Linked DNA regions of Mus musculus: regions 2 and 3 are each linked to region 1. Evidence: chromatin loops called from intact Hi-C (ENCODE). Cell type or tissue: left cerebral cortex. All regions are shown on one strand. Links, peaks and the distances in the headings refer to the core of each region. The heading gives the core; the rest is flanking DNA. Region 1 overlaps Kmt2a (lysine (K)-specific methyltransferase 2A). Region 2 overlaps Ube4a (ubiquitination factor E4A). Region 3 overlaps Ube4a (ubiquitination factor E4A).

Evidence for each region. A loop is a pair of places that touch in the nucleus more often than their neighbours do. Peaks named below come from ENCODE experiments on the same cell type or tissue, not always from the same donor. Only the 100,000 strongest peaks of a DNase experiment are listed, where the experiment ranks them.
Region 2: a loop joins it to region 1, with 2.9 times the contacts of the local background. A loop is called at or near these places in 11 of 42 quality-filtered maps.
Region 3: it touches region 1 in a loop (4-fold over the local background); 9 of 42 quality-filtered maps call a loop at or near these places.

Annotation. Positions count from the first base shown.
Region 1 is chr9:44,824,861-44,832,860 of GRCm38, forward strand. Kmt2a (lysine (K)-specific methyltransferase 2A) reads right to left here. Exons shown (of 36, transcript NM_001357549.2): 16 at 6,364-6,537; 17 at 5,535-5,645; 18 at 5,190-5,263; 19 at 4,218-4,411; 20 at 3,924-4,030; 21 at 1,962-2,099; 22 at 530-688. Among named protein-coding and RNA genes, the nearest start is that of Ttc36, 26 kb to the left of the region's middle. In left cerebral cortex, for the core only: no CTCF peak of the experiment used is centred there; a DNase peak (open chromatin) is centred at 4,279.
Region 2 is chr9:44,947,694-44,958,101 of GRCm38, forward strand. Ube4a (ubiquitination factor E4A) reads right to left here. Exons shown (of 21, transcript NM_001346698.1): 4 at 5,249-5,479; 5 at 4,297-4,409; 6 at 3,088-3,240; 7 at 2,040-2,199; 8 at 1,089-1,291; 9 at 333-524. It also overlaps the pseudogene Gm19121. Among named protein-coding and RNA genes, the nearest start is that of Ube4a, 13 kb to the right of the region's middle. In left cerebral cortex, for the core only: no CTCF peak of the experiment used is centred there; no DNase peak of the experiment used is centred there.
Region 3 is chr9:44,924,932-44,935,339 of GRCm38, forward strand. Ube4a (ubiquitination factor E4A) reads right to left here. Exons shown (of 21, transcript NM_001346698.1): 17 at 10,396-10,408; 18 at 8,367-8,547; 19 at 7,411-7,558; 20 at 4,731-4,888; 21 at 1-1,044. The coding sequence ends at 918. Among named protein-coding and RNA genes, the nearest start is that of Atp5l, 9.4 kb to the left of the region's middle. In left cerebral cortex, for the core only: a CTCF peak has its summit at 5,108 (motif pointing right); no DNase peak of the experiment used is centred there.

The DNA.
Region 1 (8,000 bases), core at 1-8,000:
AAAGAGGAGGAATCTTCAGACCTTCTTGCAAAGCAGAAAGGCTACTAACCGCAAGATTCCAACCACAAGAAACCCCGCAAGTAGAAAACTGCTTGGATGTAGGGTAAAAGTACTTGTAGATATTAGCAACAATAATAATAAAATAAAATTTAAAATCAGTGTTTTTTTAGGGGGAAAGAGAAAAAACAGGCAGAACAAAGAATTCTTAAAAAATGAAAATACTTAAATGGACTACAGTGATGAACACGCAGTATTAAACATTTGTCTGAACCCACAGGATGTAGAACGTCAAAAGTGAACCCTGATATAAAAGCTGACTCTGGGGAAATGCGTATGTGTCCATATTCACGTAGACCATCTATACCGCAAATACACCACTCTAGTGGGAGAGGCTATGTTAGTGTGGAGGCAAGGCCAGTAAATCACTGTGCCTTTTGCTAATTTTACTGTGAACTTAAGTCTGCTCTCAGATAATAGAGCCTGTTATTAATAGCTTCAACAGAAGCAACCAAACAGCTTAGCTTCTCACCTCGCCTTTGATCAAATCCCGATGCCGCTGACAATACACTTTTTTATCATCCAGGAAGACACAGTTCTTGGCCCGGGAACACATGAAATGGTAGTTGCTGGTGCAAGATGTGAGGCAGCAACCCACGGTGGCTCCTGGCTTCTGGCAGAATTCACATCTCTGTGAGGGCAGAAGGAACAGCCCTGTTTAGACTAGCAGGCACTTTGAGACACCTGTCATCTCTCTCTAGACTTGCCCCGTCTCCCTTCTGAGCATCCCGTGCTCACTCTATTGCTAGCCTGCTGAGCTACAGGGAAAGAATACAAACACAACTCGGAAACTAGACAATTTAAACATTACAACTGGATTTAGACTTTGGACTGACTTTTTCCCCACAATGCATAGCTGACTTATTAGACATGAAACTATGAAGAACAATGTCAAAAAACATATCCTTGCTAGAAAGCTGTTAGATCCCAAGGCAACTCATTTTACTAACATTTTACTAGTAAGAAACTAGTTGTCTTAGGGTTACTACTGCTGTGACTAAAGCACCTTGGGGAGGAAAGGGTAATTTCACCCACATTTCCATCTAAACAGTTCATCATCAAAAGCAAGGGCAGGAACTCTAATAGGACAAACCCCGATGCCCATGCCATATAGCCTTGGATGTCCTGAAATTCACTCTGTAGACCAGGCTGGCCTCCGCCTGCCTCTACCTCTTGAGTGCTGAGATTAAAGGTGTGTGCCACCACCTAGCCCAGTCCTCACCTTGCTTTCTTACAAAACCCAGGACCACCAGCCCCAGGATGGCACCACCTACAATGGGCTGGGCCCTCCCCCATCCATCAGTAACTGAGCAAATGCCCTACAGCTGCATCTATCTTATGGAGGCATTTCTCCTCTCAGATGACATAAAGTTAACCAGTTCACAGGTTCTGTAGTATTAGGCGTCACGGCTCACTATGTCATCCCCTAAATCAAGGACTCCATTCAGCAGGCCCTGGCTGTTGCTCTTACTCTCTTAGGCAGTCTGTGCTCTCCTATCTGGTCTTCCCACAACCCACACCTTCTTTGCTTGTGCTACTCTGTCCGTTGGCTACGTTCCTCCTACTGACTCCTCAGAGTCAGTCAAACTCAAGCTCTGAGATGTTTCTCCTACGATACCACTGTGACTGCTCTCGGCTGCTCCCATTACTCTCCATCTTCCCTGACACGTGTGCTCACAGGGTTTATTCTCTGACCTTCAGAGTGCTGATATAACTTGGCCTCGGGGCTAATGTTAAACCGATGCTTTGTTTCCTTCTTCGAAGATCAGACCTACAGCACATACCAATCCTTACCAGCGAGTGCGCTGACAGTGCTGTCAAAGGCCAGTGAGGCTGCGTCAGGCACAGAAAGAGACTAAAAGCACGAGGGGGTTCCCTTCATAAATGTGCACAGTGATTCTTACCAGCTGCTTGCCCCTAATCACAGCCATATGCACATTCTTCAGTGATCCGTCATCATCTTCAAACACTTCTGCTGACCACAAAGCACAGTTCACATGTGTCCACTCATTTTGGCCAATGTACAGCAAACGGCCAGCATCCTAAAGAACATAAAATCAGAGGACTTCATATTAGCTGGACCTCAGACATGATACTGCAAGGAAATAAAAACTTAAATTCTTTAGAGATTAAATCATAATCCACTTTCCACTGTTTCTTCTTTATTCTTTCTCAGTTTCCCCCCATAAACTGGAAATATTTTATAATTCTACTGAAAACAAAAGAACAGTATATGGTAGGTTTACATAAATGCACGCACTACTTTAAAACTGTATTTGAAATTCAATTCTCCCAGACTGTACTAAAAACTTTTCCCCACAATGAGGGTGGGCTGACACAGGGCTTCATGTGGGCAGAAACTCTAATACCTGTCACATCCCTAAAAGATGCATTTTAAGTTCTCAGTGTAAAGCCATTAAATAAAAACTTTACATATATTTTTTTCATTTAACCCTTATAACCACTCTAAGTTAAAAACTATCTCCTTGTGGGAATGGAGACATGGACCAGGGGCTAAGAGCATTTTCTAGCTGGGTAGTAATGGTGCACACCTTTCATCCCAGCACTAAAAAGACAGAGGCAGGCAGAACTCTGAGTTTGAGGCCAGCCTGGTCTTCAGAGTGAGCTCCAGGATATCCAAGGATACACAGAGAAACCCTGTCTCAAATCCCCAGCTTTCCCCCAAGAAAAATCAACTTATGAACCACATATAGTGGCTCACACCTGTAGGGAGGCAGAGGCAGGTGGATCTCTGTGGATTCAAGGCCAGCCTGGACTACAGATCAAATTCCAGGACAGCCAGGGCTACACAGAGGAACCCTGTCTCAAAACCAAAACAAAAAATTGCGTTTCAAGAAAAGGGATCAGCTGGGCACGCCTTTAATCCCAGCACTCGGGAGGCAGAGGCAGGCAGATTTCTGAGTTCGAGGCCAGCCTGGTCTACAAAGTGAGTTCCAGGACAGCCAGGGCTATACAGAAAAACCCTGTCTCGAAAAAAAGAAAAAGAAAAACAACAACAACAACAAAAAACAGAAAGAAAGAGAGAGAGAGAGAGAGAGAGAGAGAGAGAGAGAGAGAGAGAGAGAGAGTGTCATTTTCATTTTAAGGACAGAACTGAGGGCTGCTGAGGTCAAGCTCTTGCTGACGTTATCAGACAAGAATGTACAGCCTGACATCAGGCAGTCTGTCAGAACCAGGGCTATTAACTATTCTACTACTTACATTAAACACAGGCTACAATATATACAACTTATGTTTGATGAAGACTTCATGTATTTTTGAAGATTAGTTATCAGTAACTTCATTTACAGCAAATCACCTTTTGGATCAACTAACCATTTATTCAAACCTCTCTAAGCAGGGGCTGGAGACCTGGCTCAGTAGTTAGGAGCACTTGATGCTGGTAAGGAGCCTGGGCTGGGTTCCAGGGCCCACATGGTGGCTCATGAGCATCCGTGACTCCAGGTCCAGAGGATCCCACGCCCTCTTCCAACCTCCACATTATATACATTATATACATTATATACATTATATACATTATACACATTATACACATACACACACGCAGGGAAAACAGTCACCCACATTTAAAAACCTACAATTAAAAAGAAAATCTCTAAAGCCAAACACAGTGCCAGTTGTCTATATTCCCAGCTACTAAGGGGGCTGAGGCAGGAGGATCAAAAGTTCTTAGCCAGCCTGGGCAACATGGTAAGACCCTGTCTTGAAATGAAAACAAAACCAAAAATGACTCTAGGTGCCACAAACTCAGAAGTAAACTCATCAAAATCATCAAGTCCTGGCACCCCAAGAACACGGTCACGTGACCTCCTTATTAACCAGGACTGCACGTCCCAAGTACTTACATTAGCACTGTCATCGCCGTACATCAGACACAGTGCACACTGTCGGTTGTCATCGATGCCTGGGGGTGGATTCAGCTCTGGACTGTCTTCTCGACTCCGATCAGTACCTTGGGATCCCAAAGATATGTAGTTAAAATTGGCAGTACTATGGTTTTCTAGGGGAGAATTCAGCTTGAGTAGTGTATAAAACAGACACTTACAAAAGGTGTTATGTTATCTGAAATTTTCTGATCAAGTATATTAAATTTAGATCCACTAAGCCAGCCATTTGCATCTAGATATGTTCTGACTTACTCAAGATCGGGGGTGTAGGCGGGTGGAGCGGCGTGGGCGAGTCTGGCTCTCCGGGTCCTTTGGGTTTGGGAGCTGGAATGATTTTCTTCATTAGAGGAGGCTGCTCAGTGTGGCTGCTCTCCTCTCGCTCCTGCCACTGAGCATAATTATGGTCAAGTGAAGGCGGAAGCACTGCGTTTGGTAACATCCCACTGCTGGAAACAATCGAGTCAGTAAGTACTTACTGAGTGCCTATGAGCCCAAGCCATGCAACAGTCGCTCCTGCCAGCAGCAGGTCTCGAACCCGCCCATGTCCACACCACTCACAGAATGGAAGAACTAGTCAGAGAATCTGAAAACTGCCTAACTCTACCTAACATCTTAAAAACTTCAATCCTGTCTGGGACAGGCTCTCACAATGTAGCCCAGGCTGGCCCTGAATTCCTCATCCTGCTTTAGTCTTCCACCTGCAGGGAGTACAGGCGAGTACTAGCACGAGTGAGCTAAGCAACAGTCTTAACATGTGACTCTTATAGCTGGGGATGGATCTCAGTGGCAGAATCCATGGGGTCTGGGTTCACTCCCCAGTACTTCCTCCAGTCAGGGAAAGACTACACGCATAACTTTTAATTAAACATCCAGAAACAATGACTAACTCTACAAATAAAAAATCAAAATAGGTTACTGGAATAAAAATTCAAGGGTACGAATCGAGAATCAAAAGCAGGAGGAGGCAGAGGCTGCAGTAAGTAACCCAGAACCTGATTACGCGATGGCCACGATGACATTGTTCTAGCACATGCTGCCCATATGCCACATGTCAAACTAGGATTTCAACAAGATAACAAACACAAAAAAGTCCCAGGCTATGCCAAACACAAATGTTATTTGTCATTTTCAAACCAGCACTAAACAGGCATTTCAGCTGGTTGATTTTAATATTAAAATCTACAAATTCGAGGTGGCCGCTTCTCACTGACCAATCTCACTTACTTGTTTGATACTTTATTTGGCTCCCAAAATCTAGACTTTTTGACACTGAACCACGGAAAAACTCGCTCCATTTGCTACAAGAAAACAAAGAGAGAATGCAAATGAGAAGGTTCACGTAGAAACCAAATAAACAACTACACACCAGGGTCTATTCTCAGGCCAAGGCAAAGACCCACTTATGCTGGTAACCTTACCAACTTCCCAGCCTCCTCCCAAAGAACTAGAGAAAAGAAATAAAGCCAAGAAGCTCTCAACACAGTGTAAAGCAAGTCAGAGAAAAGAAGGAATTCACAGGACAGTTACACACAGTGATCATTAAAAGCAGGAACTATTTATCTCATTCACCCGAATGAAGAAAGACTTGACCATGCTGTTGGCTTTTTTTATCTCTGGCTGCCCTCCATCTGAGTTAATGGCTGCCTGAATGATCTTCACAATATCATCGCTGAACTCCAACTGTATACAAAAATAAAACATCAATAATTCATAGCATAGTACTACGTTCTCAAAGCCACCTCTGCTCCCCACATCATGACCCAGCACAGGAGCCCAACAGGAAACCCACAACCTATTCTAACACAGCCTAATTACTCTCTGAGGCCTTGAGGGTTCAGTTCACAATTAACTCGAGCCAATCAAGAGTTGCCAGGCTAATAAGGCAAGAGTGCAAAGAGACTGGCTCTGTCATGGCAAGTGCCCAACACTAGCTCAAAGGTTTTATATCTGTACTCAAATGAAGAACTAACTCAATAGTAAGTAAGGATGACACAGCAAATGAGTCCTCCCTATGCATCCTTAAAATCAAAGACTTCATGGTAACTATCTACAAATGAATAAAGGGAGACACAATATTCAGATCTAAGCTTAAAGGGGAGGCATATTAACTTCACGTTAGCATTTTCCGTAAGTAGTTTGGAGCTTCCTCGTAACATAAAAATAATTTAAGTAACTCAGACGGAAGCCAACTAAAATAATTATTTTAGATACCACCATATCAACACCTTTCTGAAACATACAACTGAAATAACTCCCCTTCTGGGGATCCTGAAGCTACATGACACCTCTAAATACAGTATGAATCATTCTGAAATTTACTTATACCCAGCTGTACTTCTAAAGAGCCAAGGAAGCTGAAACAAAACACTCGACAATTAGTCACGTGCTCCAGACATACCACAGATACGTAGCTGCCCTGGTCCATTCTCTTCTTGACCCCTTCGAGGTCTAACGGCTGCTGTTCATCCTGCTTGCTGACCTCAGTAAGAACAGGAGGGTCTGGCCCCTCTGGGGAGCTTCGGGAAGGTATGCTTTCCTCAGTCTCAGGGTTTAAGTCTGGAGGCTTGGCAGCCTGTTGCCAGGAAAGAGGGATTCTGTCATCACACACCAAGAAAGAGGCACCTGTGCACATTCTATTGAGACTAGTAAGATGGCTCTAGGCACAACACAGAACATGAAAATGCCAGAGAGTTCTTAAACAGGAGTTAAAGATGGACCTATTTTCTTTTCTTTTTTTTTTTTTTTGGTTTTTCGAGACAGGGTTTCTCTGTATAGTCTTGGCTCTCCTGGATCTCACTTTGTAGACCAGGCTGGCCTCGAACTCAGAAATCCGCCTGTCTCTGCCTCCCAAGTGCTGGGATTAAACGTGCGCCACCACGCCCGGCTGGATCTATTTTCTAACAGCTTGTCTAGGTAAACTCTCTTATGAGTTGTGCTCAGTCATCTGTAAAGGTGGAATAAAAACAGGCCAAAACTCTGTCAAATCCTGTCAACAGACAGCCGAAAATTTTCCTACACCCAAATTAGGAATTTAGTGGCTAGAGAGATGGCTCAGTGGGTAACAGTATGCCATCAACACACACACACACACACACACACACACACACACACACACACACACACACACACGTGATAAGAAAGTCGGAGCTTGCCAGGTGGTGGTGGCGCACACCTTTAATCCTAGCACTTGGGAAGCAGAGGCAGGTGGATTTCTGAGTTCGAGGCCAGCCTGGTCTACAAAGTGAGTTCCAGGACAGCCAGGTCTATACAGAGAAACCCTGTCTTGTAAAACAAAACCAAAAACAAAAAGTCGGAGCTTTATACTGAAAGATAAAGCAGCACAGAGCTCTGTGCTAGGATGACACACTTGCTCTTCCAGCGGGACTGCTTATGTCGCCAATGACCACTTTATAAATTTCTACAAGACAACAGAAGTTTTCATGCTGCTTGTCTTCGCTGCCCTCGGGCTCAAGCCTCCTCAGCCCTTGCTGGAGAGGCATAGTAAGGTTTTTTTCTAAAAGGCCACCAAGATCAGGGTGCTCTCTTGAAGAAGCCCTTCACTGAATCCCCCTCCATATTGGCACATGAAGCTCAAACTTCCCTTTAGTCTTTCCTTTTGAGATGGGAAATCACTATGTAAACCTCAAACTCACAGCCAGAGTCCTGTCTCTGCTGCCCAAGAGCTGGAATGACAAGCGTATTCCCGCACACCCAGACCAAACACCTTTTGGCTTGGTGCCCAGGAATGTTGGCTAGGGTATAGATCCTCTGGAACTGAAGTTACAGACTGCTGTGAGCTGAGAATCAAACCTGGGTCCTCTGTAAAAGCAGGAAATGTTCTTAACCACTGAGCAATCCACTCCAACCCCAAGGTCCTACTCTTAGCTCTAAAGAATGTCCTAACGCTCTGACGAAGAGAAGAAACTCTAGGAAGTAAATGAAGAGTGAAGCAAAGGTGAACAAGCAACAGAAGCACCTCGCTTCATGCCGAGGTGAAGCCACCGAGCACCCTGCACAGACAGACCCTCTGCCCAC
Region 2 (10,408 bases), core at 1,119-9,118, 120 kb after region 1:
CTCTGCCCCCAAGTGCTGGGATTAAAGAAGTGCACTCCCCCACCCCCGCCCCTTCCATTATTTTTGAGACCCTCTCTCCTATAGTGTAGGTTTGCCTAGTACTGGCTATGTAGCTCAGGATGACCCCCTGACTCTTACTTCTTAAGTGCTAGGATGACAAGCATGTGCCACCCCACACCCTCAATCAGGGGGCAATTTTGTTATGTTCTTATGACAAACGCCAGCCAGACTAATTAGCTTTCCTAGGCAGGATGAAGCAGCCTTATCCCTACATGGCTCCTTGGTCATCTCAAAGCAGGGGCTGTGGCAGACACCCTGGGAGGCGGTTCCACCTGATGGATGTTGGCCTCCTGTACTTTGATCTCCTGAGGACTGGAACGGGATGGATTCAGGAAGAAGCCATGGTTCTCTACCACACCCGGAGTCTTTAACAAGCACGAGATATTCAGGATGACTCCCAGCAAGGTCTTCTGATACATCTGCCCATTGCTGGGATCCTTGGGCTGAATGTATTCTAAAAACACCTGCAGGAGGAAAATCCTATTTACTCAACTGTATGATGACAGAAAGGCGATAAGATGCAGGGGTCTCAAAGAATTTAGTCTTATACAATCCCCACCCCCTTTAAAGGCCAGGTTTTGTAGAATCCAGGCTGGCCTCAAACTACAGAAAACTTTTAAACATTTATTTATTTATCTACTCCTTTAGTGTGTGTGTGTGTGTGTGTGTGTGTGTGTGTGTGTGTGTATGTGTATACGTACACCATGAGTGTAGTGTGGAGGTCAGAAGACAACTTGTATGTAGGGGTTGGTCCTCTCCTTCCACCACATGGGTTCTGGGGATCAAATTTAGCTCTTCAGACTTTATGGCCTTTACCCACTGGACCAGCTCACCAGCCCTGGCCTAATGGCATCAACTTCCCTGTGTAGCTGAGGATAACACTGATCTGCCACTTCCCAAATGCTAGGATTCTAGGCGTGTAATACCACACTTGGCTTTCTATAGGCAATGTTCTAGTGCCCTCAGGACAGGAAGCATCAACTTATTAAAATGCCAGCACCAAGAGAATACAATGCTTTGAGACCTACCTTGGCCATATCCTTCTGCCTAGTGAAATAGAGAAGAATGTCCAGATATGCATACAGGAGGATCTGGCAGAGTTCCAGATCTTTTATTCGGCTGAGTAAAATATCAAACACTGGAATCATGACTTCAGGAAATGTTCGAACCTCCTCATCCAACAGCAAGGCTTCAATGACCTCTTCTAAAAATTCAGTTACATCTTCAAAATCTAATAGTAGACAGACGAGAAAAGAAGGAGGCTGTGACAGATTTTATGCATTTACACTTTCATGCTATCTGTCTGTCTGTCTGTCTGTCTGTCTGTCTGTCTGTCTCTGCTGTGATGCAGCGACTGAACTGAAGACTTGCTCAGCTCAATGCTAGGCAATGTTCCACTACTGCTGACCAGCGAACTAGATACCCACTTCCCAACAATGGTTCTTTGAGATTTATTTACTTTTTTGTGTTGTTTTGTTTTTGTTTTTCGAGACAGGGTTTCTCTGTGTAGCCCTGGCTGTCCTGGAACTCACTCTGTAGACCAGGCTGGCCTCGAACTCAGAAATCTGCCTGCCTCTGCCTCCCAAGATTTATTTACTTTTATTTTATGTGGATGGGTGCTTTGCCTGCATGCATGTACCAAGTGCAGGCAGTGCCTTTGGGGCCAGAAGAGTGCAGTGGATCCCCTGGAACTGAAGTTACATGCAGCTGTGAGCCTTCATGTAGGTGATGAGAACTGAACTAGGGTCCTCTGGAAGGGCAGCTAAAAGTGCTCTTAACTGCTGGGTCGTCTCTCCAGCCCTCTATGGTATCTTTGAGAATTCTGCTAGTATTGAGGCTTAAAGATCAAGGTGTAAGCTTCCCTCCTTAACTTCTGTCAGAATCATAGTGACTCTGAGACCCTCTAACGCCCGCCATTAGAGGAGTTTTAAATTGGTATTCTAAATTCAGATAGTCAAAGACCTTGCTTCTATACTCACGGGCTCCCTGAATAGCTTCCAACATCAAATCTACCAGTTGCTCATGGATGTTTTGGTCAACATAGATCTCTGGGGTGAGGAGAACTGTTCGAGTGTTGGACACAGTGAGGTTTCTGCACTGCACTGCAAAGGGGAGTAGGTTTTCTGGAACTTTGGTAATCTGCAACGAAGAGAGAAAAGCATATAGCTTTTATAACATGGAGCAAGGGTAGGTACAGTACACAGGATAGAAAAACAACATATCCCAAACCGTATTGGTTTCTTTTCTTTTGTTTTTTCCAGACAGGGTCTGTCTGTATAGTCCTGGCTGTCCTGGAACTCATTCTATAGACCAGGCTGGCCTCAAACTCAGAGATCTGCCTGCCTCTGCCTCCTGAGTGCTGGGATAAAATGTGTGTGCCGCCACCACTTGGCAGTATTGATTTCTTGGGGACTGAAAATTCCTGACAGATTTGTAGTTTGGCTTTCAGGCTCACATGCTAAACTTCTAATCCTGAAGCCCAATTAAGTATCTCCACCTCATGGGAAATGTTAGAAGATTTGGAATTTGTTTGGTTCCTGTTGTTTTATTTTGGTCTCACTACAAAGTGTAGGCTGGCCTGGAACTCACTGTGTAAATATGTAGACCAGGCTAGCTCTGAACTTGTAGCAATCATTTGTCTGTGCCTCATGAGTAGCAATCCTCATGATTCACAGACATGTGCTACCACACAGCTGAGAGATTTACAGACATGTGCTACTACATCAGCTGACCTGATGTTTGGTTTTCTTTTTTGTTGTTGTGGTTGATTTTTTTTTTTTTTTTTCCTTTTTTAAAGGTGTGATTTCTAGAGAAGTTTGTATAGAGAACAGGAGACATTAGTTAGATGCAAAGAGAGATGGACCCCATGCCACAAAAAGGAGACTAAGACTTTTGGCAACCTAATAGTGCCAGATATACCATAAAATACACATTATGGCATGAAAGACACTGAGCCAACTCTCTCTCTCTCACACATGCTAACATCACTTAAGATAATTTAAAATCCCATGGGGCTTATTCATTTACCTCTTCCTTGGCTCTCTGGAAGCAGGAGTAAAGGTAACAGAAGATGTGCCTCTCTCCTGCATCACGATCAGCAGAGAGATTTAAAGTTGTGGAGGAAGTCATGCTGATCAAGTGGTTTCCTGGATCTTGAAGCAATAATCGAGCAAAGATGGCCTATTAAGAAAAATAAACAAAATGCTCACAAGGTAAATCCTAGAGCACTAAGATATAAGAAGTCTGATACATGCCTTGGCAAGAATCAGATGTAGTTTGGAATGGGGTGGGGGGAATCTTATTCAGGAATGTTAGAAACTAATTATATCCATTGTTACTGTAATTAAGACTCCAGTGTCTGGGATAGTCACAGCAGAGTAGGCACCAAACAGTTCCATGCTGAATGGTGTGAAGCATGGGTGAGAAACCTACATGTAAAATCTACGCTGCCATGTGCCTGCTGGACACAAAGACACTTGAAGTGTAAAAGTGAAATGCCAAGTGATCTGTCTTTCCTCTCGATATTTTAAAACCTTTATTATTTTTAATTAAACACCCAGTCTGATTATTGTGGGCTCTGATACCCTAGGAAACACTTGTACTTGACAGATGTTGTCTTCTGTAGTTGATCTTCTGAGGACTGGAATGAGGCCAGAGGACATGGAGTGTCCTGCTCTGTCACTCTCGGCCTCATGCCCCTGAACTCTGATTAACCCTGGAGCTCACTATTTCCCATCCGGGCTGGATGATCAGCAAGTCTGCAGAGACACTCTGCTCCCTCCTCCCGCTCCCTGCTAGCACTGAGATTGTTGTCCCATGTGGTACCATTAGCTTCAGTGGGTGATGGGCATCCTAACTTGTGCACCATCTCCCAGACCAGTTTTGGGTTTTTGAAAGTATGTAAAAAAGAGGTGGGCCTTGTCTTAGGAACTTAAGACTCTAACAGGAGTAATAAGACAGGTTCATTAAAAAGCCACAAGAGACAGTGACAGTTCCCATAATAAAATGTAGATGATAAGGAACTCAGAGGAGGGGATGACAGCTCTTTTCTGGAAACTCCGATGACATCTTAACTGGTTCTTAAACAATGGGTGAATCTGGATGTGTGGCCAGGGTGGATAGGAAGAGTTCAAAAGGCAATGCCACAGACAATGGAGAGACAGAGGCAAAGTCTCTCAGGAGAATGAACAGGATTCAGCATGGCTGTTCTGCTGAGGGCACATTATCAGGAGGTACCTGCTCAACATTGCTCATATCAAGCCAGTCTTGATCTTCCAGCTCTACTGCCATTTCTTCCAAGTACACACAACGGCTGGGGATGCCATTCCCGCTTTTCAAGCTTGGATCACCTGTGAAAGTTTCCATCTGACAGGTTATGGACAATGCTCCTGTTCTCATGACACTGGTTTTGTCTTTATGTTGCCTAGCTTGGTAGTCAACACTTAGGCTCAAGTGGTCCCTTCTGCCTCTGCCTCCCCAGTCCTGGAGACTAAAGGCAAATACTGCTGTGCTCAGCTTTCAACAACTGTTCTTGATAGTAAGTCTCTTGAATTCAGAAATAATCACAGTGATCTTGATGCACAAAGTAGTTACAAAGCATAAACTGTGCGGATTCTCAGTAGGACAGTTAGGAAAAAATTCCAGACACCAGCATTAAGTTTAGGGTTGAATTACAGATAGGGCACAGAGGTAAAACCCTTTTGACCCTTTCAGCATCCATCCAAGAGGAAAACGGGTTTAGCTACTCTTTCTCCTCCTCTTTTAAGGAAGAACAGACATCAACATGGCAGCAGAAATTCCATCTACTGAAATACTGTTTTTAAGAAATTAAAGCCTTACTAAGGTAAACCCTGTGTTTTGGGGATACAGGAGTGGGTTTAACCATTAGATATAGAAGTTTTCTGTTTTCTTTTTTTTTTTTTTTTGTAAAGAATTATTTTATGCATATGAATACACTGTGGATATCTTCAGACATACCCAAAGAGGGAATCAGATCCCATTGCGATGGTTGTGAGCCATGATGTGGTTGCTGGGAATTGATCTTATGACCTCTGGAAGAGCAGTCAGTGCTTTTAAGCATTGAGCCATCTCTCCAGCCTGACATAGCAGTTTTCTAAGAACCAAAGTAGTCCCTAGCCCAAGCCAAGAGGGAAGAATAGATACTGAATGGTGTAAGCCTGCAACTCACTGTTGTCCAGGGTGATGAGGAAGATCCTCTGGATCATGTGATTGATGTTGAGTTGCTCACACATTTCTTGGTGTGTCCGGAAGGAGCGGCTAATCTCAGATACAGAGTAGTCAAACTCATCCAGGCTCTCTGACACACTATTATCCGAGTCATCTGGGCTTGCTGGGAGCTCATCTGCTGGAACATGTAAGCTGTTACACAACGCTTCTTCCTCAGAACCAAATACACTACCTAGAATGAATCACAAGAAGGACAATTGTAGATGTGAAACAAATTATTCATCTCATTAGTGAGCAACTCAAGCCAGGCAAGTGTATTCTAGGATTTGGAAATCCTGGCTGTAAATCTTGCCTTCTATACAGTACACTTTATCACTTTGACTTGCAATTGTACCCCTCCCTGGCAAAATTAGCAGCATTACCTAACCCCAAATCTTAGAGAAAAGAGTTACCAAGTAGATCAAATGACTCTAACTATTTTAAGTGTATGGCCTTTCCCTAAAGAATACGTTTGTTTTGTTAACTTGGCACTCAGGGATGTATCCTGTAGAAGGGCTCCCTGAACCAGTTCCCTACAGATAACTGCTTAGTTCTGCAGTGTTCCACACTCCTGTGCTCATATTCATTACCATTGCTTTTTATCAAAAACCCCGTTGTGCTTCTCAGCTGCCCCTCCCTCTCTGACACTTATTTTGTGCGTGGGCAGTACATGTTAGTATACTTGTGGCGGTCAGATGACACACAAGCCTGTAGCAGCCAACTTTTTCCTTCCATATGAGTCCTGGGACTTTTACTCAGGCACCTTTACCTGTTGAGCCACCTCCTCAGGAGTATTTTTTTTCCTAAGATGCATTTTTTAAATGATGTGTGCGTATGCATTCTGTGTATGGAGATCTACATGCTGAGCCATTGTCCATCTTTTTAATGACAGATCAGTACCATAGTCAAGACATTTCCCCTATATTTTTGTATGTGCATGGATGCTTATGTGCTATGACATGCATTTGATGACTCAGGTCATCAGGACTGGAAGCCATGTCTTCACCACTGACATATCTTACCATCCCTCAACTAGCTTTAAAGATGTACTGGTTTATTTTTATGTACATGGTGTTGTGTCTACATGTATGGACACTGAAGAGGGCATCAGTCCCACAGGACTACAGTTATAGATCATTGTGAGACACCATGTAGGTGCTGGGAATTGAACCCAGGACTTCTGGAAGAGCAGCCAGTACTCTTAGCCACAGGATCATCTCTTTAGCCTCTCAACTAGCTTTAGTTTTAACTTATCAACACCAACAATTTTTCCTGTAAGTAATTCAGAGACCTTCTTCATTCTGTTTATTAGATCTTTGTGTGTTTTGTATTCTTTGAAACAGGGGCTCCTAAACCGGGCGAGGTGGCTTACGCCTTTAATCCCAGCACTCGGGAGGCAGAGGCAGGTGGATTTCTGAGTTCGAGGTCAGCCTGGTCTACAGAGTGAGTTTCAGGATAGCCAGGGCTATACAGAGAAACCCTGCCTCCAAAAACCAAACAACAACAACAAAAGAAACATGGGCTCCTGTTTTTTTCAAACTCCCCATAAGGTTGATCTAATCTTTCTAACCCTCGTCTCTACCACCAAGTTACTAGAATCAAAGGGATGCACTCCACACCTGTTTTTATGTGGGTTTGTGCTTGCTAGGCAAGAACTCCACCAACTGAACTGTATTTCCGGCCCTATTTTTTGTTTTTCAGAAAGTGTCTCATATTGCCCAGGCCAGCCTGAAACTAACTATGTGGGTAAGGAAGGCCTGAACTTCTTATCCTCCTGCTTGAGTCTCCTGAGGAGCTGAGAGTCCAGGCCTGTACTAGCAGGCCCACCCGCCTTATCCCTTTTAATAGTTACATTGTCATGCATTTCTTGCCTTTATTACGACTTATGTAGCCACTTAAACTCCCTGTTCATTCATCAGATGAACATGAGAACTGTTCCAGGGTTTCATGATCTTAAGTAATGCAGTACTGAGTGTAATCTAATTGTTTTTGTTCAATTAGCTGAGCATTTTGTAAGACAAATTCATGAAGTAGAACTACTGGCTCAAAGAGCCTGAGAGCTTCTGGGTGGATGAGATCACTTAGAGGATAAAGGTGTTTGCTGCCAAGCTTGGTGCCTGGAGTTCAGTCCTTGGAACCCACACGGTAGAAGGAGAGAACTGAACAGGCAAGTTATGCTCTGACTTACACACACACACACACACACACACACACACACACACACACACACACACACACTGAATGTAATTTAAACATTTTAAAAGAGCTTAAGTATTTTGAAAGTTAACATAAGTTATTCTCAGAGAGACTGCTTTTATCTACACTTAGCTGTATGAGAAAATGCCCCTCTTATTAATAAAATTTGATATAATTACAGAGGCAGAGCTGGGCAGTGGTGGTGCACGCTTTTAATCCCAGCACTCGGGAGGCAGAGGCGGGCAGATTTCTGAGTTTGAGGCCAGCCTGGTCTACAGAGTGAGTTACAGGACAGCCAGGGTGACACAGTGAAACCCTGTCTCGAAAAACCAAAAAGAAAAAAAAAAAAAGAAAAAAAGAATTCCAGAGGCAGTATGGGAATAGAGGAGTCTATACTGAAAGGAGGGCACTCATGGAGGAGAGGCCTAACCACAGGAAGGTTAAAAAAAAAAGTAAAGGGAAGCATTTGAGCATTACTACCCTTCACTAAGGAGAAAGCTGACTGTAGAATGAACTCCAAGTGACAGAACTCCAAGTGTTCAGGAGAGAATTACAATTGTCTATTCTCACAGTTCATTTTCTGCCATAGCCCATAATGCTCTCTCTCTTCCATGCCAAGACTCCAAACAATCTTCACAGACTATTCCCTCTTCGAATTTGCTGACATCAGCTCTATGCTTACAAACGAAGCTTCTGTGTCTCTTGGTGACATAAAGCACACCATTTGTGTTTCTTACACTAGTAAGGAAAACACTGAACTATAAGCAGCACTAAATCCTAGAGTGTCCGTCACTCCTAACGCTTTAGATCCTACTGACCCAGGACCTCTTAGGAGGTGCAGCAGTGCAATAACTATTGGCTGTCATCAGCAGATTCATTTACAGAAAAGGGATCGAACTGCTCAGTGGTATGGTACCTGAATTCTGCCAGAAATGCCTCCAGTTAACTTGTTTAGTTGGAGAAGGACCAAAGATTAATGTTTAGAAGTATGGGAAAGATACAGTGTGTAGCTTTTGGGAGCTTTAGAACACAAGGATATCAGAAATGTCTTAATTCAGGGACATGCTTTTCTTAACACCTTCCTGTCTGAAGCCTTCTGCACGGTGATCCTGGAAGCCACCAGCTGTGGTCTACAAGTTGTTAGCATCCAGAGAACCTTTCTATTTTATGTGAATCTTCAGTAAAGTCTTTGTGTGAAGGGCTAGAAAAAGCTATTTTCCAAGTGAAGTCGGGGACATTGCCAGCTCCCGAAAACATTCATAATGCAGTAAAGGTGCTTTCCATCTGGCAGGACGTGGCCGAGGGAACTGAGGTGTTCGAGAGGATGGTGGATGCTGCCGATGCACAGGAGGCTGAACCAGCTCACCTCACTGTGGTCCAGTTACAGGCTAGTTTTGCTTTATAGGCTGTGCCCATCTATCTCTTCCTCATGATCCTGAGATGGGTGACTCCTGATTCTGTCACTGATGTAGCAATAGGTGCCACTGGGCCAAAGGGAGTCTGGACGCACGGATGTCCTCTTGATACAAAAGATGAGATTGATAAGGTATCTGAAAGCAGGTTGAAGTGAGCCAGGACTGTAAACGTTAGACAGTTCTATTCATATAGTTGACAATAATCCTGTTCTCTTTTGGGGCTTCCAGGCTAACTTGTTAAGTTATGGTACCTCTGTAGCAATCACGGCTTCATCTGAGGAGAGCTAAACAGTCACACAATTCCTGAGCGTGGAAGCGCCTTATACTGCTTTAGACTTTAGGGAGGAGTTTGACCACTGGGGTGTGAATGTTTCAGACTACTGAAACCCTTCCAGGGGAGGCGTTTTAACATTACATTTTGGAAGCCTTGGGTTGCTGTTGGTCACTCTTAACATTATACCAGCAATCTGACATCCACCAGGCACTTACAAGCTTTCTTTAAGGAGGTATAGTTACATGAACTACTTTAAGTCAAGTTCTTGGTTCATGTACCTTAACTGGATCCTGAAATCATACTCTCACTCATGGGTCCACTCAGTAAGCATACCAACCAATCTGAGTAAACTGCCAGCATGTTTTGAGCATCTTCTGTTTGAAATGTTGCACTGGGTGATGCCTGCCACTAATGCTAGTTACTGTAAAGTGCCCCAAATGTTCAAACTACTTAATCTGAGAAAAAACGCCCTGGTCACATGCTCCAAGTACCGCTCGAATCCTGCTACGTGCATTTTCCTAGGTGGACAGTTCATCATCATGTGCATATGAAGAGATTTTGCTTTTTAAGTTCTAGGGGCTGGTACTACTGTTGATGCAGGTGTAGGCAAACCTCCATTTAAAAAACAATTACGGATTATTGTTGTGATGTATGGCATGTAGGGTAGAGCAATGTTTTCTGTGTCCTGATCTTGATCGTTACCTCTAGCGCACATGGAAACACACTGTTCCACCCTGCTACTTATAATTATTTGAAGGTGAAGTGACCATTGAGTAGTTTTTAGAAAGACTGTATTGCTTTTGATGTTATAGTTATACACATAAACTGGGGCTGTTAAAACATGTTTATGACAAAAAATAAAGATGAGAATGACATTTTAAACAAACAAACAAAAATCTAATTTTTTAAAAAATTACTTTTATTTAGAGAGTGTATGTGTGGTTGCATGCTTGCTACTGAGCACACACAAAGTCAGAGGACAACTTGTTGGAGTCTTTTCTGTCTTTCCACCACGGGGGGTCCCAGGGACTGAACTCAGGACCTCAGGCTTGGGCCTTTAGCTACTGAACCATCTCACCAGCCCCTAACCATAGATTTAATGGGCACTTTTCTATAGACTAGTAAGACTGAAACTTTCATCATTTGATATTTAAGTTGGTCATTACATTTGTCTTCCAGCCCCTCCTTCCTTATCAACTGAATTCCTTTAGTGTTTTATAGAACACCTCAAAGACTG
Region 3 (10,408 bases), core at 1,150-9,149, 100 kb after region 1:
TTTAAGTGTCCTAAAATGACATTTTCATGTAGATAGAATATTTATTGCCTATTTTACCTAGGCCTAGACCTTGGAGCACAAAAGAGAAAGGGGCCCAATAGCTTCTCATTTATCCTTTTACTGCAAGTTCCACACATTACTGTCACTCACTGAAAGATTGTGCAGCTATGTTTTTGGTGGTGAGATCCTCATAGGAGTGTTTGTTGTGATCGTATCTTTAAGTGACAAGATAATACAAAAGTTGTATAAGATTCCCTCATCTCCACCAGCCAAAAAAATCTATACACACACTAAGGTATTTGCATTTATCTGGAAAGTTACTCTGTAATATTACAGAGCTATATTAAGGCCAGATGCTTAAGTCCAGACCTTATGGGCTAGTAAATACACAGGACAGTAGGATTTTTGGATGTTATTACTGTCATTGAAGTAGCTGACATCATAGACTTAAAAGCAGTGCTCACTAAAAAAAATGTCTGAACAGTACTTGGGAAGGGAAAGAAAAAAATGGCAGGACATTTTTGTTGTTGGACTTAATATAATTTAGGATAGAAAAGGAAACAAGGAGAATAGGAAAACCGAGGCTAAAATTAGTGATGATTTATAAAGATGCTGTGAGGAAGAGAATTTTCTATAAGCCAGGGAAAGAACAAGGTCTTAAGAATCATAATTATCATAATTTGCACAAGAACAATTTTCTAATTTAAACAACAAAGAATGAAATAAACCAAAATAAAAAACAAAAACAAACAAAAAAACCCAACCTAACCCAAACCAAACCCCAACAAAACAAATCAAAACAAATCAGAAAAGAAAAAGAAGAGGCTCAGAGCCAGGGGGTGGGGGGCAGGAAGAGAGCGAGCGAGCGAGCACAAGCACCAGCTCACGCCCGGGCGTGCATGTGCAGTTCACAGTATTTATTCAGGCTGCTCCTTTTGTTGCTTCCTTTCTGCGAGCCACCGTTGGATTTTTTCTTTCAGTTCTGTGTTGGGCCGGATCTGGTCCATGGTAAGGGGACTACGGTTAAAAGGATCTGTTTGGTCACTAGGACAAGAAAAGAATGAAAAGTGAGTTACTTCTGAAAGTTCTAAGACCCTAGGGCCAAGCAGAGCATCTGAACATCCCACATGCGCTGTGACCCAAGACATGATGCACTATAACTGAGTCCAAAACTGACTCCTGGGTTAGGAAGAAGGAAATGAAAAGGGTGCGATTTGAGTCTTCTTCAGTTTCTCTGTCTCTACCTCATAATAAACCTTATTCAACTGCATTCAGGTTTTTGTTTTATTTCTGTTGTCTTTTTTTTTTTTTTTCAGTGTTTACACAATGTTTCTCTGGGTAGCCTTGGCTGTCCTGGAACTCACTCTTTAGACCAAGCTGGCTTCGAACTCAAGAGATCCACCTGCTTCTGCCTCCCAAGTGCTGAGACTAAAGGCGTGCGCCACCACCTCCCGGCTGTCATTCAGATATTGATCCTAGTGGTTTTGCAAGCTGGAGGTGGTGGTGGTGGTGGTGGTAATGGCTCAGTCATAAGTGCATTGAATGCTCTTGATAACCTGGATTCAATTTCTAGTACCTATATGGAGTTTCATAACCATCTGTAATTTTAGTTACAGGGGAGTCAATGTCTTTTTCTGACCTCTGTGAGCACTAGGCACACTCATGGTACACCTACATACATACAGACAAAACACATGTATAAGTAAAATAAGTAAATGTTATCTTTGTTAACAGCCTTTAGATTTCTCTAAATCAGAAATTCTAGACACTTGTGTTATCACAAATCATTTGTAGGGGTTTCCCCCTTTTTGAAATGGGATTTTGTTATATTGCCCAAGTTGGCTTCAAATTCCTAGGCACCAATAACCTCCCCATGTAAATCTCCCATACAGTTGAGAAAAGGCCTTGTAACAGACATTTGATTAAAGTAGCTGACTGCTATGTAAGTAAATGCAGATTATGGTTCGATGCCGAGAGTACAGATCAGTAGCACAGTGCTGGCTCAGCATGCACAAGGTCTGATTCCAAGCACTACAAAAAAAACAAAGCTGGGACCAGCAATATGGCTCAATGTGTAATGATGTTTGCTGGCAAGGCTGAAGATCCAAGTTTGATCTCCAGGACCCACAAAGTTGGAGAACTTACTCCTGCAAGTTGCCTTACCTCTACACTTTCGAGTACACATGTGTTCATGTGTATACACACACACACCCCAAACAAATGAACACATAAATAACTGAATGTAATTTAAAAATTGTGGCAAAACCAACAAAGAAAGACTCAAGACTGCCTGAGATATAGCTCAGAGTGCAGAGGAATTTTAATACAGCAGCAGGGCTGCTCTGGCAAGAGATCATAAAACCTTCTAGGCCTCTGTCATCTAACTGGGAAACAGATACTCCTTTAATCCGAGGAGACTGAGGCATGCAGATCTCCGAACTTGGTCAGTCAGTTGGGAGTCAGTGCAGTGCGGTGCAGTGCAGTGGAACTGAGTTTGTTCATGAATTCATGTAGTTCAGTGCAGGTGAGCAGAGGCAGCTGAAGTCAGAGAGTAAGAATGAGCCAGAGTATTAGAGCATAATGCCCAAGTAAGTATAAGGCCAAGCAGAGCAATTCAGTGAGAAGCTGAGAGAAGCCAGATTGAATCAGTCAGCTTGGAGAGGACTTTGAGCCTGAACAGCTGAGTTGAGCCAGCCAGCCAGAGATCAGAAAGAGCTAGAAAAGGTGAGCTTTTTTTTCCCCTGCAGTAAGCCTTGGAGATGACAATTTCATTAGGTGAATAAAAGATATTTTACAGTAGCGTGCTTGTCTAGCATGCACATAGCCCTAAGTTGTGCCCCCCAGTACCACATAAGCCAGGGATGGTGATACATGTCTGTGATTTTAGCGCTTAGGAGGGGGAGATAGCATGATCAAAAGCCGAGTCTTCCTCAGCTATAGAGTAAGCTTAAGCCTGGGCTACACGAAACCCTGATTCCAAAACAAAACAAGATCACGATATCCTCAAAGACTGTCTAAGGTCTGAGATCACTAAGCTTCTCACTGACATTTCAGCACAATAGCATAGTGAAAGTGTAAGAGGGCTGGTGAGATGGCTCAGCGGTTAAGAGCGCCGACTGCTCTTCCAAAGGTCCTGAGTTCAAATCCCAGCAACCACATGGTGGCTCACAACCATCTGTAACAAAATCTGATGCCCTCTTCTGGAGTGTCTGAATGTACTTACATATAATAAATAAATAAAATATTAAAAAAAAAAAAGAAAGTGTAGGAATACCAATTGAAACAGAAAATTCATTTAATGTCAAAAAATTCCTTAAATGTCAGTCAACTTACGTATATTTTAAATAGGCACCATGTCTCTCAGCACCCTTCTCTTTCTCTTTAAGAGAGGTAAAGGGTGAGTCAGGCCATGGTGGATTTGCCTATAATCCTAGTACTTTCTTGTTGCAGGAGGAGCAGGACTTCAAGGTCACTTCAGCTACCAAGTGAATTTGAAGACAGCCTGGGCTACATGACGTCCTGTCTTTAAAAAACTGGGGCCGAGCAGTGGTGGCGCACGCCTTTAATCCCAGCACTTGGGAGGTAGAGGTAGGCGGATTTCTGAGTTTGAGGCCAGCCTGGTCTACAGAGTGAGTGCCAGGACAGCCAGGGCTACACAGAGAAACCCTGTCTTGAAAAATCAAGAAAAACAAACAAACAAACAAACAAACAAAAACAAACCCCACAAAAACAAATCGCCAAAACCCCAAAACTGGGGGCAGGGTAGCTAGCTGGGTGCAGTGTTGTTTAACTGTAGGCCTAAGTTTTTTAGGAATGTGAAGCAGTAAGATTGCTTGAGCGGAGTTTGAGGCCAGCCTGTGTAACAGCATGATCCTATTGTAAAGATAAGTAAGTAACAAAGTTGGGTCAGCAGTTGGGAGGACATGTGTGCTCTTGTAGGGGACCTGGGTTTGGTTCCTAATACCCACAAGGTGACACAACCATCTATAATTCCAGTTGCAGGGGATTCCATATCTTCTTCAGACATCTGCAGACACTAAGTATGCATGTGCGGCTCAAAAACATTAAGAAACAAACAGTTGGCTGTAGGGGGCTGCAAGCATGAAACTCCTGTTAGCAGCGTCCCTTCTTCAGGCTGCAGAATACTCTTCTAAAGTGAAAGGAAGGCTGCTTGGGCGCTGACTAGCTTTCACTTACCTTTGCCTTCCTGCCTTTTCTCTGGACATCTGAAGGATGACTGTCCAAACAGCATTCAGCTTGGTGAGTTTATGTTACACAAACTACCTCCCAAAAAATAGAAATATAGTAACTGAAGGGAGTGTAAAGTCTGTTATTTTTACAATTAAAATAATTTCAGGTCAGAGCATATTTCATGTTGAGATATTTCATAATGTGGATAAAATTATTTTCTTCTATTTTTTGAGACAGGGTCTCACTATGTAGCTCTGGCTGCTTACAACTTGCTATGTAAACCATGATAGCTTCAAAGTTATGGCAATCTTCCTGCCTCTGTCCTCAAGTGCAATTCCAAGCTCCTGTCACCATGCTTGGCTAAGATTACTCAAGGAGGGAAGAGGTAAGAGCTATTCCCTTAATCTTTAAAGTTATAAACAGGTGATATCAAAATGCTCCACCAATGAGTCTACCGTATGGGGTACCCACTGTGCAGAGTGCAGACATAGGAAGCTAACACAGATGTAGTTCTGAGGCGGCTCTGTGAGTGGGCATACCTGAGTAAATGCCTAGCAATGGTGGATCTGTCCACAGTGACTCTGGAAGATGGAAGCACCACAGGGTCAGACATCAGTGTGCTCATGATGGGATCCAGGAACTCATCACAGGCGTCTGCATATGTCTCCTCCTCTTGTTGTTGGAGGTCTGCAAGAGACTGAGGCAACCATAGCTGGTCTCTAAAGTGAGCTCACCTTGCAGCTCTCAGACTGCTTAGTAACTACTACACCTTAATCTTGGTCATCAGTAACCGTCCCAGTGAGGCAGATCATTTTGTCTTTTTTCCTTTCTTTCTTTTAAAAAGGTCTATTATATGTAAGCACACTGTAGTTGTCCTCAGACACACCAGAAGAGGGCGTCAAATCTCGTCACAGATGGTTGTGAGCCACCATGTGGTTTCTGGGACTTGAACTTGGGACCTTTGGAAGAGCAGTCAGTGCTCTTAACCGATGAGCCATCTCTCCAGCCCCTCTTTTTTCCTTTCTTTTCTTTTTTTTGGTTTTTCGAGACAGGATTTTTCTGTGTAACCCTAGCTGTCCTGGAACTCACTCTGTAGACCAGGCTGGCCTCGAACTCAGAAATCCGCCTGCCTCTGTCTCCCAAGTGCTGGGATTAAAGGCATGGCCACCACTGCCCGGCCACTTTGTCTTTTCAAAGACAAGCCCATGATCACGTTGTAGAGCTCAGCTGCTGGGCATCATGGCTGAAGGGAATGTCTTTAAGCATTCTGGTGTGACTGCTGGCATTTGAAAGGGGAAAGGGTGGGAGGGCTGTTAGTCGAATAATCACATAGCCTGTGCTGCAAGCAGTTTCTGATAAATACAAGCAGGTTATACATTTAAAAGGCTCTGACATCTGACTCTGGTATACTTCCTTACAGCTTAATCTGGCTAAGCTGTAGGCCAACCATAAGCTCAGCTCAATAAAAAACAAAAAACAAACTCAGCCTGGCAGTGGTGGCACATACCAGCACTTGGGAGTCAGAGGCAGGCAGATCTCTGTGGTCAAGGCCAGCCTGGTCTACAGAGTGAGTCTAGGACAGCCAAGGCTACTCAGAAAATCCTGTAAGAAGAAACTCACTGAAGAACAACTGACACCTGTAAAAAAGGTATTGACTGATCTTTTTCTTTTCTTTTTTTTGTTTTGTTTTTGGAGCTGTTTTTTTTTTGTGTGTAGCTCTGGCTGACCTGGAACTCAAAAGATCTTCCTGCCTCTGCATTCCAAGGGCTGGGAGTAAAGGTGTGAGCCACTACTGCCCAGCCTGGAAGGTTTTTTTATTAGACGTCTGTGCCGTGTATTTTTTCTTTCCACCACTCCTAATGGAGTTTTTCCATTGTCCAACTGGAGGGATTAGCTGAGCACAACAGAGTATTTTAATCTCTAAAATACATTCAGTATAAACCAACCATCAGTAGAAATGTAAGGAACAGAGAAAAGCCATAGGAACCAGTGTCTGCAAGCTACTCATCATTGCTCAGTTTTTACTGATTTTGAGTTAGGAACTCATTATGTTGCCCACACTAGTCTTGAACTTGGAATCCTCTTCCCTCAGCTGGGTGAGTGCTAGGTTATGGCCGTGTACCACCAAGCCTTGCCCTTCCTCCTGAATTTTATTCCATAAAGTTCTTTTGCATTTACACTAGGTTTTCAAATCTTTCATAACACTGGGACATAAAAGTTAATCTAAAGAAAGCCTTCACAAGGAAGGAGTTACAGAAACAAAGTTTGGAGCTGAGACGAAAGGATGGACCACCTAGAGACTGCCATACCTGGGGATCCATCCCATAATCAGACTCCAAACGCTGACACCACTGCATACACCAGCAAGATTTTGCTGAAAGGACCCTGATATAGCTGTCTCTTGTGAGGCTATGCCGGGGCCTGGCAAACACAGAAGTGGATGCTCACAGTCAGCTATTGGATGGAACACAGGGCCCCCAATGGAGGAGCTAGAGAAAGTACCCAAGGAGCTAAAGGGGTTTGCAACCCTATAGGTGGAACAACAACATGAACTAACCAGTGACCCCGGAGCTTGTGTCTCTAGCTGCATATGTATCAGAAGATGGCCATCATTGGGAAGAGAGGCCCCTTGGTCTTGCAAACTTTATATGCCTCAGTATGGGGGAACACCAGGGCCAAGAAGTGGGAGTGGGTGGGTAGGGGAGTGGGGGGGGAGGGTCTGGGGGACTTTTGAGATAGCATTTGAAATGTAAATGAAGAAAATACCAAATTAAAAAAAATAAATTAAAAAAAAAAGAAAGCCTTCACAAATACACATTCTTTTCACCTGGTATAAACATCTTCGATTATTCTTCCTGGGCAGGGGTAACATTTAGTAAGACGGCGGCTCTAGTCATTGACTGACCAAGAGGAAGTGTCTGTTTCTAATGCCTCTAGGCAGTACCCCTTGCTCCTGGAAATGGGGCAGAAGCAGCAGAGTTGAAGTGACTCTGTGGCGTTTCTTTTTTTTTCTTTTCTTTTTTTTTTTGAGACAGGGTTTCTCTGTGTAGCCCTGGCTGACCTGGAACTCACTCTGTAGACCAGGCTGGCCTCGAACTCAGAAATCCACCTGCCTCTGCCTCCCAAGTGCTGGGATTAAAGGCGTGTGCCACCACTGCTCCGCGTCTCTGTGGCGTTTTTTACTGAATATCTGAGAAAACAAGCTGTCCTCTTCCTCACCTTGATTCTCTCTGCCAAGTTACTGAAAGCCACGATCATATTCCCGGGCTTATTGATTTTCTTCAGGACACGGACTGTCTGTGCAAAGAGAGTCGGAGAATAGGAACGTCCGTCTTTGGGCACAGTGGCACAGAAGTTCTCCTCATCCCTGAAAGGTCAGTGTTAGAAAGAAACTGAGCATCAGACCACAGTCAATGTGCAGATAGCAGATGGGCTACAGACAACCATCCCAGCACTTCCAAGCCACCAGTGCGCTTGTGAACTATGTGTATCTCTCTGTGCGGTGTGTGTGTGTGTATATGCACATGCATAAGTATGTCTGTATATGTGTGAAGGACAGAGATCAACGCTGGGTGTTTTCCTCAGTTACTCTCAAGACTGTGTTTGAGACATGGTCTCTCACTGATCCTAGAATTCATCAGTTTTGTGAGGTTGAATGTCCAGTATACTTCAGGAATCTTACTGGTTTTTGCTGTCCCAATACTGGGATTATTGTCCATGCTACCACATGTAGCTTTTTAGGTGGGTTCTAGGGATCTGAACTCAGACAGACACTCATGTCTGTGTGGCAAGCATTTTACTAACTGAGCCATCTCCCTGGCTTGACATTTAATTTCCTTTCTTTCTTTGGCTAGCATTAAACTCAGAGATCCATATGCCTTTGGCTCCCATCTAATTTTCTGTACTATAAAGTATTCCATAGCCATAAAATATTTTCACAAACAGTAGTATAACCAGTAATATTTATCTTTGCACAGATCAAGGCAGAATGTTGGAAATACTGAGCAATGTCCAATGGGCCAGATAAAATCTATTTAGTACTGTGGAGGAGTCTTTCATCTATCAGCTAGAAATGAGCCTGCCTTCCCCCACTATTTTCACACAAGACCTAACCAGTCATTCTGCTATCAAAATACTAGCATCCCTATGGCTTTCTCAACACCAATCTCAAATACCCAAGATTTAAGTAGATAGTGCAGATGTCTGATACGAGCTGCTGAGGTTTGAAGTCAAATTCGCTGAAGTCCTTGACTTTGAGGGCACCCATCTTGGGGCCCACCAGGTGCTGCAGGAAGTAGTTGAGCATGGAGATGATGCGCTCGGCCAGGAACGGATGCACAAACAGCGACTTGATCTCTGGAAGAAAGCCACAGTCTTAAAGCTCAATGCAGCTCTAATTTTCTCCTTACATCTCATTTTATTGGAGACCTTTGAGGATTTTTAATTACATAATGCATTTTCAATAAAAAAAATTCGGGGTGGGTGGGTATGGGGGACTTTTGGTATAGCATTGGAAATGTAAATGAGCTAAATACCTAATAAAAAATGGAAAAAAAGAAAAAATTCAGACAAGCAAAAACCAAAAAACAAATAAATGAAAGGAAAGAAAAGTTACTACCAGCTGGGTGGTGGTGGTGCACATCTTTAATTCCAGCATTTGGAGGCAGAGGCAGGCGGATTTCTGAGTTCGAGGCCAGCCTGGTCTACAGAGTGAGTTCCTGGACAGCCAGGGCTACACAGAGAAACCCTGTCTCGAAAAACAAACAAACAAACAAACAAACAAACAAACAAACGAAAAGCTACTAACCCAGTCACAGACACTGTTAAAATATTTAAAAACTACATTATTGTGTGCACCTACATGTGTTACAGCAAGTGTATGTGGGTCAGAGGACAACTTACGGGAGTCAATTCTCTCCTGTCACCATGTGGGTCTCAGGGATCAAACCTAGGTTGCCAGACTTGGTGGCAAAGGCCTTTACCCACAAGTCCCACATTTGACTTGGACTTAAGACTTCGTTTTCATTTTCTTATCCTTCCCTACTTTCTATCTCATTTTTTTTTCTGTTCCACTTCAATGAGAGTGTTCCTTGAGTTTATTTTTTTAACCCTTTCACTAAATATTTAAAGTTTTAAAGTCACATTTTCAATATTTAAAATGTCTTCTGTCCTTTGTGGCTTTTGCTCTTGGTTTGTGGCCACCTTATCTTCTCTGATTTCCCTGAACTGAAAAAGTTTTTAAAAAGCTTTAAAAGTCAATTTCTGCATTTCTCATTAGATGATTTCTTTTCACACGTGCTCTCTGGCTGCTCTAGCACACTAAATGTATTCACTGAATGCAAATTATTTATCCTCCTCCCTCCCTCATCTGTCATTATCTGCCACACGCTGGAACTATGTAGCTCAGGCTAGCCTGGGACTCAGAGTTCTCTGTCTTCATTTCCCAAGAGGATATCATACCATGCTTGGATTTATGTTTTTATAGCATGCGTGCATGTGTGCGCACAAACACACATATACAAAAACACAGAGTTAATGGCTAACTGGTCTTTACAGAGTTTTTTTGGGTAGTAGGGATTGTACTCAGGGTTTTTTGTTTGTTTGTTTTTTGGTTTTTTGAGACAGGGTTTCTCTGTGTAGCTCTGGCTGTCCTGGAACTCACTCTGTAGACCAGGCTGGTCTCGAACTTAGAAATCCGCCTGCCTCTGCCTCCTGAGTGCTGGGATTAAAGGCGTGCACCACCACCGCCGGGCTGTACTCAGGGTTTTGTATATGCTCTGTATGTGCTCTATCACTAATCTATACTCCCAGCTCCTTCAGGAAACCAGCTTATATTTTTTGGCATGTCAATAATGAACACCATCATTTTTTTGAAGTTTCTCTGATTTGTTTTGGTCTCAGATGTGGAAATTACAATCACCAGAGTCCAATTTTCTTTTGGACAGGGTCTTATGCATCCTAAGGTGTCCTGGACCTTTCTCTGTAGATGAGGATGTCCTGGATCTCCCTGCCTCAGTCTCCAGAGTGCTGGCATTCCTGGTGTGGGCCACCATGCAGGCTTTCATGCAGGTGAGGCAAGCACTCTACAGACTGAGCTGCATCCCGTCCCAGATTCTACACTCTTAATTTTGAGCTGGGCTGATCCCTCAGTGAAGGAGACCTTGATTTCTACATTTTGGGGGATGGCATGCCTTATGTTCTTACCTGATGTCAGGAA